2 separate regions of the Homo sapiens genome follow, and region 1 is linked to region 2. A link is an interaction called in ENCODE POLR2A ChIA-PET data of the cell type or tissue named here. Cell type or tissue: PC-9. All regions are shown on one strand.

Region 1 (2,500 bases), 420 kb before region 2:
TACAGGCGTGAGCCACCGCGTCCAGCCATCTAGAGAGGATTTTAAGTATACACAGTGATGTGCATATGTTATATGCCAATACTACACTGTTTTATTATAAGGGACTTGAGTATTGGTGGATTTTGGTATCCACAGGGGTGTCCTGAAACCAATCCCCCATGGATACCAAGGGACGACTATAACTTATAAGACATGTCTGAAAGAATATAAAAAGTACTTTACTTAGAACAGCTCTCTTAGGAGCATTTAAAAATTGGTGGCTCCTAACGATGGAGTCCATGACCACCCAAAACTATATAAACTTGTGTGAGTACACAAATAAAGGAATATTACATAAAATAAGTTCTTAATTGGTAGGAAAAGTGATTTAGTAAGTTGGGCTTGAATGACTGGGTAGCCATCTGAAAAAATTAAAGATGGACCCTTTCCTTACCCTTTATATCAAATTCTCCAGATGAACTGTATTTTAAAAAGTAAAATAATGAAAACTATTACAGGTAATAAAATCTCAATCTATTCAAATCTGAAACCTAGAGATGTGTATACATATACACACTAAAAATACTAAAAATGCGCACAAACACGCACAAAACAGATCATGCAGCCACTGACAAAAACAAGGCAGGGAGCTCCAAACATAATGGTATGATCCTAAGATTAAAGTTTTTAAAGTAGGTTAAAAAAGAAAATTATCCGAATAAAAACAGAAATACACTTTTTTCCAACAGGATATATGAGGAACAGTTAACAATATTATGGGTAAGGAAGTTAAAGAACATGGGTTAAGGGACACAATTACGGGGCTATCAATAATCCAGGCACAAGATGATAGCCTGGACAAGGTTTGTAGCTAAGGAGGTGGTAAGAAATGACCTAATTCTGTCTGCATTTTGAAGGTACAGACAGTAGAATTTGCCAACAGATGGCAAGTAGAATGTGAAAAGAGTCAGGGTACACTAAGGTTTATGGCATGAAAAGGATGAAGTTGCCACCAATTGGTAAGGGGAAGGCTGTCAGAGGAACTATTTTTAGGAAGAGAGGATCAAGAGCTCTAGTTTCATAAATGTAAAATACTAGATATCCAAGGGCAGTTGTATGTTCAAGTCCAGAAATCAAGAGAAGAAATCACAACTGCAGGTAAGTTTGGGAACTGGTGTATAGATGGTTTATAATGCTATGAGACTATCATCAAGCAAATGGCTGTGTAGAGATATAGCGAAGAGGTCCAAGGATGAAGCCCTGGGGAACTGCAGGCTTTAAAGACTGGAAGACAGAAGGGTGTGAGGTAAGCAGTAAGTGGAATTTTGGGAACCAAGTCAAGAGGGGAATAATCAAGCATCAAATGATGTCAACAGGTCTAGATAAGAACTGAAAACAGACAATGCACTTGATGACATGGGGTTCACTGAGCTTTATAAGCAGTTCCAGTGGAGCGGTAAAGATGAAAGTAGATTCAAAAATAATTCATGTTATCTTGCATGGATGGATTCACTCATCTCCCCTCTCTTCTCCCTCCCACCAATGCCTATCCCTGATCCTATCTCAGCTTAGAGTGAAACTGTAAAATGACAATGTCTCATGTAAAGCTCTATGTAGAACAAGTCACTTATGTCTTTCCTGAACAAGTATGAAATCTTTTTAATCAGGTGAGAGAAAGAAGTTATAAAATGTAAAATACTTTTATCTTGAGAACTAAGATATTAGAGGAAACATACAGAAGACCAGCTTGTTTAGATCCAAATGTAATTTGGAACGAGGCTTAACTCACATTAAAAATTAGGCTTTTGGCCGGGTGCAGTGGCTCACGCATGTAATCCTAGCACTTTGGGAGGCCGAGGCAGGCAGATCACCTGAGGTCAGGAGTTCAAGACCAGCCTGGCTAACATGGTGAAACCCCGTTTCTACTAAAAATACAAAAAAATTGGCCAGGCATGGCGGCTCACGCCTGTAATCCCAGCACTTTGGGAGGCAGAGGCAGACGTATCACAAGGTCAGGGGTTCGAGACCAGCCTGACCAACATGGTGAAAACCCGTCTCTAATAAAAATACAAAAAACTAGCCGGGTGTGGTGGCGCATGCCTGTAGTCCCAGCTACTCAGGAGGCTGAGGCAGAAGAATCGCTTGAACCCAGGAGGTGGAGGCTGCAGTGAGCCGAGATTGTGCCATTGCACTCCAGCCTGGGTGACAGAGTGAGACTCCATCTCAAAAAAAAAAAAAAAAAAATTAGCTGGGTGTGGTGGCGCATGCCTGTAATCCCAGCTACTTGGGAGGCTGAGGCAGGGGAATTGCTTGAACCCAGGAGGCAGAGATTGCAGTGAGCCCGAGATTGCGCCATTGCACTCCAGCCTGGGCAACAAGAGTGAAACTCCATCTCAAAAAAATAAAATAAAATAAAATAAAGGCTTTTATGACTGTAAAGGATTGTAAAGCTAATTTTTTATTTTTTGTAAAGACAGGGTCCTGCTATGTTGTCCAGGCTGGTTTTGAACTCTTGGGCTCA
Region 2 (2,500 bases):
CTGCTGTTCTTTTGCTTATGCCTTGATCCTTGGTGACCCTAATTCCCTATTCTCCTATCTCACCAGGGCCCTTTAACTTGAGGCCAGCTGGGTGAGGTGGGGCTAGCTGGCAGATGGGGCTGGGTGAGCCTCCATACACAACTTGGGCAGAGGAGAGAAGGAAGAAGCTTTATCCACTCAGCTTGTCACCTTTGCACCATCAGAACACCATTGTGGCGGCTGACTCATCTGTCACCAGGTGAGTGTGCCATTAGGAGCACAGGATTAGTCATGGGCGTGGTCATGGGGTGAGATGCCAGGTCGGGCTGGGATAGTGACACGGTGAAGCATGGAGCAGGGCCTAGAGGCACTGGAAGAGAAGAGGAGGCATCCCTCCTCAGGCTTGGAAGGGGGCCTAGGCCTCCCTGATAGGGATGGAGGCCTCTGTCTTTGGGATAATGCTCAAGTGGGTTGCCTCGGGTCTAGAGGTTTGTATTTAGTGGGTGGTCCCCCTTATTCTTCCCTCCATTCTCAAACTCCTGACTTTAGGTGATCCGCCCACCTCAGCCTCCCAAAGTGCTGGGATTACAGGCATGAGCCACTGCTCCCGGCCACTTCCCTCCATTCTCAATGAACATTAAGCAACATGTGGCCATTCAAGTCTAGAGAATTTATCCATGAATCCACCACGAAAGAGGAAGCTGCTAGAAATGGAATTTTGTTGTCCTTGGGGTAATGGAAAATTATTGACCTGCATTCTGGCCCTTAGTTTCCTCATTTGTTAATAAGGATGAGAGCTCCTGCTGGGCCCACCATGCAGGGTGGCTGAGAGGCTCAAAGAGGACATGGGTATGAAGTGGACAAAATGAGGAGCCACAAAAGGTGTTAGAGGAGGGCAGGACACAGTGGTACAGGAGAGCACTCACAGACTTGCTGACTGACCAGAGGCAAGGAGGCCAGAGGGATTTGTTTACCAACTCTCACTTCCCGGATTCTGAGCCGGTAAACCCTGTTTGTTTACAAGTTTTCACGGGCCTCCCTAAGCCCAACGGTGGTCTGGGGTCAGTTCCACTCTAGGGACTGGCCCGGTGCAGCCCCTAGATGGGGGCTGGTTGCAAACAGCTGATGGTCAGAGAAGCCGCTTCAGTCACATATCTGACAGTCAGCTGCCTGGGCCAAAAAACCACACAGCTCCCCAGCCTTGTGGGTTACTCAGGCCCCTTGTCAGCTCTGTGATCATCCTTCACACCTGAAAGCTTGTAACCCGAGAGGCTAGAGGTAGTTGAATAGGACATCCCTCCTGTGCCCTCACCTCACCCCTTTTGCAAAAAAGGAACATTCCATTGCTAGGGATTGAATGTTGTGATTAACATGAAACTCAGAAGAACAGCCAAGGGTTTGTAGAAGCCAAGGAGGAAAAGTGACTCAGCAAAATAAACTTTCACCTGTGGGTACTCTGAACTGCTATTTTGGGACTCTGGGAGCCTGCCTGGTTCTAGTGCCTGTTGCTTGGTATCAAAGCATTGCTCCCTAAATGCCAGCTGGAATATTCATGCCCATTCCTTACTGAAGTAGCATCCTAGGAGGCTTGGGAGGGAGGTCTGATGGATGGGCCTTATCTCTGCCACATCCAGGTAAGAGTCACAAGTGAAGCCTGGGCAACCTGGCAAAACCCCATCTCCACAAAAAGATACAAAATTAGCTGGGTGTGGTGGTGGGCATCTGTAGTCCCAGCTACTCAGGAAGCTGAGGTGGGAGGATAGTCTGAGTCCAGGAGGCTGCAGTGAGCTGTGATCATACCACTGTACCCCAGCCTGGGTGGCAGAGTGAGACCCTGTCCCAAAAAAAAAGAGTCTCAAGTGAGCCAATGTCACAGGAGAAGTAGACATGCCCCCGTAGAGGCATCGGGGATCAGAGGGGACTCTCAAGAAGAGAGTAAATCTTAGGGATTCCTCTCCCCTCCAGGAATACTTCCATCCAGTCAAGAAAGGGCATGGGATTGGCACTAACTTGCCCCGTCAATTTTAACTCCTTCATGGCCCTCATCTGAAAAGCCTCATGTGGTTTGTAGGACCTCTGAGTTTGGGGAGAGTGTGAGAGCTCATTTCATCCAATCACTATCCCATGGAGTTCCCCTCTCTAGGAGAGACTGTTTGAATTCCAACAACAGCCCATCATTTGAAAGGCAACCCACAGCTGTGTTAAAAAGGTCTCTCTTAAATTCAATTGTAATGTCTCTTTGACACCTGACATTTCTATTCACAGGTCCTCTTGAGTCCTGGAGTCATAGATGAAGTCCAATTCACTTTCACTGGGCAGTCTTTGGACTATTTCATGACAGTTAAGCTACTCTGCCCACTTGATTTTTCAAGTTCAGTACTTTCCTAGGGGATTAAAACACAGGGTATTCTCCCTTCTTCATCCATTACACTTCTGCTTAATGGATGAAACCACCATACTGCTCCACTGTTCAGGCAAAGACAGTCCCAGGTCAGAGGTTTTTTTGTTTTGCTTTATGTTT

The links. Peaks named below come from ENCODE experiments on the same cell type or tissue, not always from the same donor. Only the 100,000 strongest peaks of a DNase experiment are listed, where the experiment ranks them.
Region 1: POLR2A ChIA-PET joins it to region 2 with 7 read pairs; 8 of 35 experiments call an interaction of 5 or more read pairs at or near these places.

Annotation. Positions count from the first base shown.
Region 1 is chr5:134,167,797-134,170,296 of GRCh38, forward strand. The region is part of intron 2 of SKP1 (S-phase kinase associated protein 1); the gene reads right to left. Among named protein-coding and RNA genes, the nearest start is that of SKP1, 7.9 kb to the right of the region's middle. In PC-9, no CTCF peak of the experiment used is centred here; no DNase peak of the experiment used is centred here.
Region 2 is chr5:134,591,232-134,593,731 of GRCh38, forward strand. No RefSeq gene overlaps it. Among named protein-coding and RNA genes, the nearest start is that of SAR1B, 40 kb to the right of the region's middle. RefSeq lists enhancers at 308-367, 1,188-1,781. In PC-9, no CTCF peak of the experiment used is centred here; DNase peaks (open chromatin) are centred at 240 and 1,310; H3K4me3 peaks cover 666 bases; H3K27ac peaks cover 2,500 bases.